2 separate regions of the Homo sapiens genome follow, and region 2 is linked to region 1. A link is a loop called in an ENCODE intact Hi-C map of the cell type or tissue named here. Cell type or tissue: adrenal gland. All regions are shown on one strand. Links, peaks and the distances in the headings refer to the core of each region. The heading gives the core; the rest is flanking DNA.

What was found. Hi-C counts contacts between places; a loop is a spot of excess contacts. Peaks named below come from ENCODE experiments on the same cell type or tissue, not always from the same donor. Only the 100,000 strongest peaks of a DNase experiment are listed, where the experiment ranks them.
Region 2: a loop joins it to region 1, with 2.7 times the contacts of the local background. A loop is called at or near these places in 6 of 110 quality-filtered maps.

Annotation. Positions count from the first base shown.
Region 1 is chr10:87,848,325-87,853,712 of GRCh38, forward strand. No RefSeq gene overlaps it. Among named protein-coding and RNA genes, the nearest start is that of KLLN, 13 kb to the right of the region's middle. In adrenal gland, for the core only: CTCF peaks have their summits at 2,627 (motif pointing right) and 2,826; a DNase peak (open chromatin) is centred at 2,627.
Region 2 is chr10:88,399,792-88,405,179 of GRCh38, forward strand. The region is part of intron 4 of RNLS (renalase, FAD dependent amine oxidase); the gene reads right to left. Among named protein-coding and RNA genes, the nearest start is that of RNLS, 180 kb to the right of the region's middle. In adrenal gland, for the core only: a CTCF peak has its summit at 2,340; no DNase peak of the experiment used is centred there.

The DNA.
Region 1 (5,388 bases), core at 277-5,276:
TGCTGTGCCTCTCAAGGACTCAGGAACAGTCCCTCTGTCCATATATGTAAGTCATAGCAATCTTCTATATTTGGGAAAAATCCCTTGGTCGCCTTATTTAAATAACTGGTGAGCAATGAGTAGTAATCCATCAGTGTTCTATGAGACACCAAATTTCTTTCTATAATGTGGCTTTTGACAACTTCTGGAAGTATTTTTATTCATGATTCTCACATTTCTTTCTTTAAAGGGCATCATTAGTCTACCATCAACCAAGATGTTATACAAAGACAGCATCGTAATTCATTTACATTGAGTGCCCTAAAGCACAAATGCCTTTAAGGCCTTCTTTACTCTCTATTAATTGCAAAATAAACAGATGTCTACTGGAGAAGGTTATTAGAAATAATTTGTGCAGTTTGGGAGAACTAGGGGTCAGGATTCCTTGACTCAGCTTCTGAAACAAACTCAAGCCCACTAAACCACCAAGGTAACTACATCCAGAAATCTGCAAACCAGAAAATGTTTGCCCTGAATAAGGTAAAGGACAAAAAAGAATAAGGGCAAACATTTTCTGGTTTGCAGATTTCTGGATGTAGTTGCAAAGGACAGTACATTTCAAAAACAGAGTAATGGCCATTCTCAAGCAGGACTCAGTTTAATTCTACTTGAAAAGAGTGAGAACATTTAATGTGCCAAATTCAAGTCATAAGGAAAAGTTGACCAGTTAATAGGACAAATGCCACAACATTGTAAAATAAACAAGATTTGAAATGCAGAAAATCCTATTTTACAATGAACAAGTCTACAAGAACACAAGAATAAAGCACACCTTAATTAAGTCCTCCCTCTTACTTGTTTCAACAGGTGAGGTAGGAAAACAGTGGTCCTATGAGTGGCAGCAGCCAATGGCCTGGGGCTGCACCCTGGGAGCTAGCCAAGACAAAGATGCCATGTCCAGAAAAGAAATTTCAGAAATGACTTATGGCTCAGAGCCATGTATGTAAATGAGGTTATTTTTTTTTTCTCTGAAAATGGTCTGTTTCTATCCATTAGCTTTCTCCCAGTTCCCTGACTTCATAAAATTTATGTTAAGGATTTGAAATATTCCCAGATTAATTTTCAAGTACCATGACTTTACTTAGAGACTTCATTTTTCTTTAGGGTTCCCTGCAATGCAAACCTGTACCTTCTTTAATAAATGTAAATATTTAAGCCACGTGAGGTGGCTCACACCTGTAGTCCCAGCACTTTGGGAAGCTGAAGCAGGTGGATTACTTGAGGTTCAGAGTTCAAGACCAGCCTGGCCAATATGGTGAAGCCCTGTCTCTACTATAAATACAAAAATTAGCCTGGCATAGTGGTGTGTGCCTGTAGTCCCAGCTACTTGGGAGGCTGAGGCAGTAGAATCGCTTGAACCCGGGAGGCAGAGGTTACAGTGAGCCAAGACTGCCCCACTGCACTCCAGTCTGGGCACTCCGTCTCAAAAAAGAAAAAAAAAAAAAGTAGTACATTTAGTACAATTAAGTAACAAAAATCTACAAAAGGGAACTGTTCTATTATATTTAGAAAAGATAAAATTTCCCTCCTAAGCTAGTTCTGACATTAGGTTTTTCTATGGTATTCTTTCTGAAGTTCCTACAAGAGAGAAAAATCTAAATCACAATAGGAGTATTTTTTGAACTTATTCTATTGATCTTAAAACATTGTTTAATAAGAGACTTATAACTGGGCAGGGCCTAGAACTGCTTTATTTTATTATTTAGTGTAACCATGAAATTAAACAGTGGTCTACCATTGGGGACCAAGGTCAGATTCAAAAAGATTTAAATATAAATTAAAGCTACTACACATTTATGTGGTTGAAAAATCAAAAGGTACAAAACAACAGCATCACATATGATATCACTTGTGGCCCTTGCAGTTGTGTAACTTGGCAGTCCTGTATATATCACCTTCCCAGGGGATCTCTCAGCCATATCAGTTTCTTGTATATTAATAAGGGGAATCTTGAAAGATAGAGGTCAAGAGGAGAAAAATAGGGATTGGAAGAAAGAATGGCAAGAGAGGGCAGGAGAAAGGAGAGTGGAACGATGGACGAAAAGGGAAAGACTGAGGCCTTATACAAAGGATTGGCAACTTTCTCCCAGCCCTCTCTTGCAGTTGTCCTTGGTGTGTGTGTGTATATTTGTACATGAATAGAAGAGGAAGAAATGGAAAGCTGGTGGGGGCGGGGGGAAGCCACTTATCTGGGGAAGGATAGTGGTGAGCCCTGGAGAATTTTTAACTTAGTGCATGCATTACTTGAATAAAGTTCCTTGTATTGCCTTTTCTGATATCATTTTTATCTAGACTCATCCAAGAATATGTTAGTATTTTGAGATTTAGCTTTTGGGAAAAAATTCAAAGCTAATAAGCATAAATATTTGTGCAAGAAAGAGAAGCAGATATGCAGACCTCTACCACCTCTTACCAGAGACAAACTAACCTTTCTCCAGCACACATTGGCCTGATGAAATCTAGAATTAAGCTTTCTCTCAGCACTGACCTGCCTCAGACTGCAAAGAGGTTTTCTAACTGGTTTTGAGCCATGATGAAGGTGCTGACTGTAACTGCATGGCAGCATTTTCATTGACTCCAACTCTTCAGCAGGTGGCAGCGTTCTCCTTGCTCCATGTGGGTTTGGTGTTTCCTTCCTTTCAAAAGAGCACGGGCCTCACAGTCCCTTTTCTGTCTGCGGTCCACATGTAACGGCTGCCTCCTTTATATTCTTGTCTGAAAGACACTCTCCCAGTAATCTTAGGAACTAAGGAGGAGAAACAAATTTGCAACATGTGGCTATTCATGTTTTAATGTTTGATCCTTAAGGTATTTAGCGTCATGGGCTAATTTCAAGGCACTTAAGGTTAGAGAGTGAACATCGGGAATCATTCATTCACTTATCCTTGTTTTTCTCCATCCCAAACCCTATTTATCATCTCTATTTAAGCAATCTCCTTGTTTTCTTTGTTCACTCCTTTCCAAGCCTTGAAAATGTCATTAAAAACCATCTCTAGTCAAATTTCTAACTAACTCATTTAGGTTTCTATACAAGCTAGACTTTCTTACCATCTTTATTCACTGATAGGGTATATCAGGGAATTCTCCGGGCTCCAACTGAGGATCCCTCACTGAGTTGCTGTGTAATCTGGGGCATGTAAACCCTTTGCGCCTCAGTTTCTTCATTTGTAAAATGAGATTGGTAAACTAGCGGGTCTATGAAGTTTTTTTCTAGCTCTTATGCACTGGATGATAAAGCAGTCTGCCACTCTCTTGAATGGAAGAAGATGGGGGTACTGTGCTGTCATATGATTATTTTTCGAGGACATTTTCTTTGAGCAGCAAAAGTTATTAAATAGTACAAAGAGTAAAAAATAGATCTGGTCAAGACCATTGATCTGGGGAAGAGAGGGTATTCAGGATAAGATACAGCCTGTCTACCACACATCTCTACTATGTACCATTTATGGCAGATATTCCCATGTATTTCTATTGTCCAGCAAACACCAAACAGACCCTTACGCTTAAATTCTGGAAATTCTTTAGGGTGCTCATTTATTTTAAAATACAATTAGAATCGAGCTTCTTTCCTGGTTATTTAATATTCTCTTGATAATAGACATATATTTTTAGTTTTAATTCTAATGGATGAAATCACCTTTCTACCTTATAAATATAATAATCATTGTAAAGAACCTTTGAACCATATAAAAAACAATAAATAAAAAGAGAAATTTATCTCCCTTGGAAGCCTTCCCTCTCTATCCTGCCCTCAGAGAGAATGTGTTATCTCATCTCTTATTCTTCCAGATAATTTGTATGTATTTATGCAAACACATGTATATATATATGTATTATCACTTTTGTTTTATTTCATTGAATTTTAATGAATCTTTTGGGAAATACATTAGTCCTAGAGTAGAATCATGCTGTAAAATAGATGAGTAAGCACATTAACAAACTAGAAGATTAAGGAGCAAAATAGAAAACAACTGAAAACATTCAGTTGCTAATCAAATTGTCAGCTGATAGGATTCTTAAATGACAGATATTCTAGGCAGAACTGACCTGAGAGAAGGACTACGTAAAATGGTCTGTTTTGGGGGGTTATTTATAGGGGATAGGACTAGGGTCATTGTGGAAGATGGCCACCAACAATTCCTCCATGCCTCTACACGCATGCCACCCTTCCCACCAAAAGGAGATGGAGTCTGTTTCCCCTCCCTTGAATCTTTTTTCAGCTTCCCCAGTAGCTAGAACTACAGGCACATGCCACCATGCCCAGCTAATTATTATTTTTTTGTAGAGACTGGGGTCTTGCTATGTTGTCCTGGCCTCAGGCAATTCTTCCCTCTCAGCCTCCCAAAATGCTGGGATTATAGGTATGAGCCACCATGCCTAGCTAATTTGGTTTTTAAATATTTTATTTTAAAAGAATTTTTTTTTTGAGGCAGAGTCTCGCTCTGTTGCCCAGGCTAGAGTGCAGTGGTGCGATTTCGGCTCACTGCAACCTCTACCTCCCGAGTTCAAGCGATTCTCCTGCTCCACCCTCCCAAATAGCTAGGATTACAAGCATGCGCCACCACTCCCAGCTAATTTTTGTATTTTTATTAGAGATGGGGTTTCACCATATTGGCCAGTCTGGTCTCAAACCCCTGACCTCAAGTGATCCGCCTGCCTTGGCCTCCCAAAGTGCTGGGATTACAAGTGTGGGCCATCGTGTGTGGCCTGGAAAAAATTCTAGACTTAGAAAAAAGTTGCAAAAATGGTATGGATTTTTTTTTTTTTTTTTTTTTTTGACACAGGGTTTCACTGTCACCAGGCTGGAGTATAGTGGTGCGATCACTGCTCACTGCAACTTTGACCTCCTGGGGCTCAGGTGATCTTCCCACCTCAGCCTCCCAAGTAGCTGGGACTATAGGCACACACCACCATGCCCAGCTAATTTTTGTATTTTTTGTAGAGACATGGTTTTTCCATTTTGCCCAGGCTGGTCTCAACCTCCTGAGCTCAAGCAATCTACCCACCTGGCCTCCCAAAGTGCTAAGATGACAGGAGTGAGCCACCATGCCTGGCCTGGTGTGGAGTTTACGTATACTTGTTATCCAGCAGCCCTAGTATTGATAACTTTTTTTTTTTTTAAAGAGATGGGGGTCTTGGCCAGGCACAGTGGCTCACGCCTATAATCCCAGCACTTTGGGAGGCCGAGGTGGGCGGATTGCGTGAGGCTAGGAGTTCAAGACCAGCCTGGCCAACATGGCAAAACCCCATCTCTACTAAAAATACAAAAATTAGCTGTGCGTGGTGGCATGCGCCCATAATCCCAGCTACTTGGGAGGCCAAGGTAAGAGAATCGCTTGAACCAGGAGG
Region 2 (5,388 bases), core at 211-5,210, 550 kb after region 1:
CCTGTGGTTGCTACTTGGTGGCTTAAAACAACAGAAATTTATTTTCTTAGAGTTCTGGAGTCTATAAGTCAGCAGTTTCATTGGGTAAAAACCAAGTTGTTGGTAGGGTTCACTGTCCCAGAAGGATCTAAGGGAGAAGTTGTTCCTTGACTCTTCCAGCTTCCGGTGGCTGTCAGCATTCCTTGCCTTGTGGCTATTTCACTCGAATCTCTTACTCTGTGGTCACATTGCCTCCTCAGTGTTTCTGTCAAATCTTTCTTTGCCACTCTCTTATAGGGACACTTGTGACTGGATACAGGGCCCACCTGGATGATCCAGGTTAAGCTCTCCATCTAAAGATCTTTAACTTAATCACATCTATAAAGACCTTTCCTTCCTTATAAGGTAACATTTACAAGTTCCAGAGAATAGAATTTAATATATTTGAGTGGCCCATTATTAACCTGTGGGGTTTCATAGGATTGAAAATTACCAATCTACAAGATAGAGTCTCTTTAGCATGACATACAGGAATCCCTATTTTCCTTTGATCTCCCTTTGTAGCTTCATTTATTTCCTCCTCAGATTCTCTGGTCTAGTCACATTGAACATAATGCAATCTTTTGTCATACATCCATGCCCTTGTATATACTGTTCACTCCACTGAATATACTCTTTCCTCTTTGTCACACTTCCAATCTTTCGGGACCTTATTAATCACCTCTCTGTGAGTACTAGGAAGTGATATCTCTATCCTCTTTACTGTGTGCTGCTTCCATTTTGAAACATATCATATGACATTTTATGAATCTGTTTACATTCCTGGTTAATCTACTAGACCATATTTGTCAAATGCAGGGATAACATCATATTAACTTCCTTATGTGTTAAGAACGGGGCTTGACATATAAAATACATGTATCTTGAATGAATGACTTAAGAGTTTATTATTGATGTGCCATTTTAAGTACCCAAGCATCAGGAACAGGCATTTATTAAATTCTACTTATTTAGGACTTTTGCTGCTTATGGGAGGGTCCTTGTTTCTCAATTTTGAGAGTTTTCAATGCCCCTATGTGACCTAGATTTGTTTAGAAGAATACCTTAACTTTTTACAAATACAGATATGTAACTCAAATTCCTTAATGTACTATTCAATATAATTTATTGAATATTATTTCCTAGATATTATAATTTTTAAATAATATTCAGTTCTTCTGTCCTTTAATGAACATTTTAATTTTCCTTCAGAAAACAATAATTCAAATTGTATTGGATGTTGAATTCCAGGAGTTCTCCCAATTTCCCCCCTACTCACCCCTTTTACCATAACCTTATGGTTGCCATTGATTTGTAAGGTAAATTTCACCTTTAGGAAAGACACACTTCAGAGAAATGCACTTCTGATTATTCTGAGAAAAATCAATTGAAAAATCAATGTGACAAAAAAGAAAAATCAACATGCTTTCCATAAACCAGAAGTTATAAATTCTTTCTAAATACAGTAAACATATTCTTAGTAAATTAACCATAATAAATATTGAGACAGGTCTTTATAACATATATGTTGAAATTCGGTCCTAGAAAACATTGGACTAGTTGAACAGAACTCAGTTACTCTTAGCATTCACAGCCTCAGAATGTCAAAATACTAAACACCAGAATAGAGTGTTCTAATTATTTATTGAAAATGAGTTTTTTAGTAAATTAAAAGTTAGTCAGAGACTTTCTTTTTCTGATGGTTCAAGATTTTGCATTGCCCAAGTGTTAGAATTATCATGAGCAATTCTCTTGCAGTTCTACTGTAGGTTAAAAGTTTTATGGCTAAGGACTTGGAAATACCACACAAAATGATGTCTTATATCATCTTTTTGTTGTTGATTTGCTTATTTTTAAAAGATAATGTGGGGCAAAATTCTGGGCAGATACAGTATAGATGTACTTACATTCTACAAAAATAGAACAACTAAGATAGCAAAATCAAAGGCCCGCAGACAACATCTAAAGCAAAATGAGGTGACAGAATGTATGTGCATAAATCATACATGGCTGCTGAATTGGGAGGGTGTTTTGCCTAATCCAACTATGGGTAGTGCACAGTGTCTGTGACTCATTAAGGTCTTATGGTGCTAGATCAATCTGGGCCAGACAAATTCTTAAAAGCATTTAACCAAAGCCCCCTAACAAGACAGGATCCTATTCCACACTATGGAGAAACTCCTGGGAAGAGAATCCAAATTGAATAGGACTGGAGCAATAAGATACAGAAAAGAGAGGGTCTAGTTAAAAATGGGGTAGGAGCAGGGAAAGCACATTTCAAAGAATGAGGATTTTTTTATCATGCCTTTCAAAAGAGGGAGCTCTAGAGTTCTGAATCAAAAAAATTTATTCTTGCCCGCACCTCCCTTCTCACAGTACAGAAACACTTACTCACTGAAACCAACTGAGCAGCAGAATAAAACTGTCCATACAAAGGCATTATAAGACAAAATAGAAAGGGCAGAATAACTTCTCTACAGATGATGAAAGTATGCCAGAGAGACACATATGGGAGTTCCAGAAGAAGAAAATCAGAGCAATGAAACAGAACAAATACTAAACTTGTTTTTTAAAAGAAATATGATCGATATTACACATTGAAAGAGTGTATCATGTCTCTGGAAAAAAAAACCAATAACAGCCATTGCTGAGACATACTCTAACAAAACTAGGAGACTTTAATAGTTTTACAGCTAAAAGTTTCTTTTTTATAATACTAATAAATCGTTGGGGTTTCCAGGCAAAAAGACCAAGTCATTTATAATGAAAAGAAACTCAGATTATTATCAAACTTTTTGACAGCAACATTTTATGCAGAAGACAATGTAGTGTAAGCCAGAGACTTTATATCTAGCCCAAATGATATTTAAGTAAAAAGATGACATTCTATTTTATAGAATGTTCTAGAAAATTCTATCTTATAGAATGTTCCTGAGTTCCTGCACCGTTACTGAGTAATCTCTAAAAGTACAAGCTATAGACAAGCAGTTACGAATGAGATATTGACAAAAGTACTGACAAGTGGGCAATTAGTTAACAAGTGGAATGTTCTTTAGAAACATTCTAGCGAATAAAGTAAAATATATTTTTTGCAATTCCTAATGAATTAACAGACCTCAGCAATAGTTAATAACAGCTTATCTCCTGATAGAATAATACAATACTATAAAGTAGTCTCTCACGGCCCCCAGTGAATCTGATCAAGCCTCTGGACATAACCATCAATTTATAGGAAATACAAGACTCAGATGAATGTTAAGTGACATCATGGGGACGTTTTCAGCCAAATGCAGACCACAGAAACCATACAGGGCAAAAATAATCCCTGGTTTCTTCAACAAAAGATTACAAGGGGAAAAATGAGAAAAAAAACCTGTAGAATAAAAGAGATTTAAGAGACATATCAGTTAATTACTTATATTGCAATTGCATTTCTATTACAAAACCTTATTTTGATCTTGATCAAACATACAAACTTATATATACATGTGCACATATGAAGATCAAAGAAATATGAACATTGGCTGGCTATTTGATGATATTAATTTTGTGATGGTGTACATGGTAAATAGAAATTATTGTTAATATTTGTGCCTGTGATAACTTTTGTTATGGTTTAAAACAAGTACCTTTATCTTGGAGAAATATACACTGAAATATTTACAGATGAAATAATATGATGCCTGAAATTTCCATCAAATAATTTTGGGTCACATTGGGATTATAGATAAAACAAGGTTGACTATATGTTGACAATTGCTGAATCTAGATTCAATATTCTGTAATTTCTATATTTGCACACACTTGAAGATTTATATAATAAGCTTTAAAATAAAAGACAATTTAGTGGGAAGGACCCATTTTAATTAATTAAAGGATTCTTGTAGCTTTTTTTTTTCCTGGCTAACTAAAATACATAAATTTGTCTAGTTTAATACAGGATGGGCTGTGCCTGGGGGCTTCACCTGTAATCCAGGTGCTTTGCAAGGCCGATGCAGGAGGATCACTTGAGCTCAGGAGTTTGAGACCATCCTGGGCAATATAGGGAGACCCTGTCTCTACAAAATAAAACATAAAAAAAAAATTAGTTGTGTGTGGTGGTGCATGGCTATAAGACCCAGTTATTTGGAAGGCTGAGGCAGTAAAATCACTTACGCCAAGGAGTTCAAGGTTACAGTGAGCTATGATCACACCAATGAACTCCAGCCTCGGCAACAGAGCAAGGCCTTGCCTACAGAAAACAAAAAAGGACAAAAAAAATGGAAGTCTAGTTCTATAATCCATACTATTTACTGATAAGATTGTGGAATTTACAACAAAAGCAGTTTTCTGTTAAATTCCTTTAAACTTCTAATTTTCATATCATTCTCATCGGCAATCCTAGCTTGTTAACTTTGTTATTATACATGAGGTATGGTTGAAAGGCTTCAGTGTATTGTAGAAAGTGCATGCAACTGAGAATCAATTGATCTTGGTTTCAATCCTGCCTCTGTTCCCAAGAATCTTTGTGACCTGGGACAAATTGTTTAATCATTCTAAGCCTGTTTCATCATCTGGATAATGAAAGAGTTCTGTAAACTTCTCTACAATTCAGATATTACCACCTCTAAGGTGTTTTTCTTTCCCCCAGACATTTTATTCTGCTGAAAAAGTACTATGGGATTTTCCTAACGTCAAATAGGTAGAAGTTTAAAATGAGGTCTAAACCCCTAAGTCATAGGCCAAGTGACAATAGAATAGTAATGTATCCAGGAGACATAATTTTAAGTTAGAAGATGAGGAAAACATGGCTTAAGTTTGACGGGAAAGCTCTAAATATAAGAATGGATCCTAAACTTATGAGGAAGTAGCAAAATAATGCTACTGTGGAAAAATGAAGCTTGGTAACACAAGATGAATAAAGAACTGCAGCAAAGAGAAACCAGGAGGTTACCCAGACACTTGACTCAGCACTTCCCAAATTCTACCTCGTTTATTCTTAGGTATTAAGTGAAATACAGTGTACTTGGGAATGGCAGGCATGAACCTGTCAAAAAGGTCACAAAATAGGCAAAGCTAAGGCAACTAAGATCACTTGGCCCAGGGAATGCTGAAGTGGAGGGAAACTACAAAAACAATTCTTCAAATTGGCAAATAAATATTCTCCAGATGAAGATAAGCAGCTGTTTTAGTCAGCTGGGTAGTATCTGGGCTTATATTACAGAAGAGAGAATTATAGTTAGGCTTAGGAAAAACTTCCTGGTACCTGGCAGTTGGAAATGTTCCTTCTCTGGGGATCTTTAAGCACAGGGCCGAATACTGCCTTGAGATGATTTTAGTGTAGCCTTCTTGAAGTTGTGAGGATAACCAAATGTTGCATATCTAGTGATT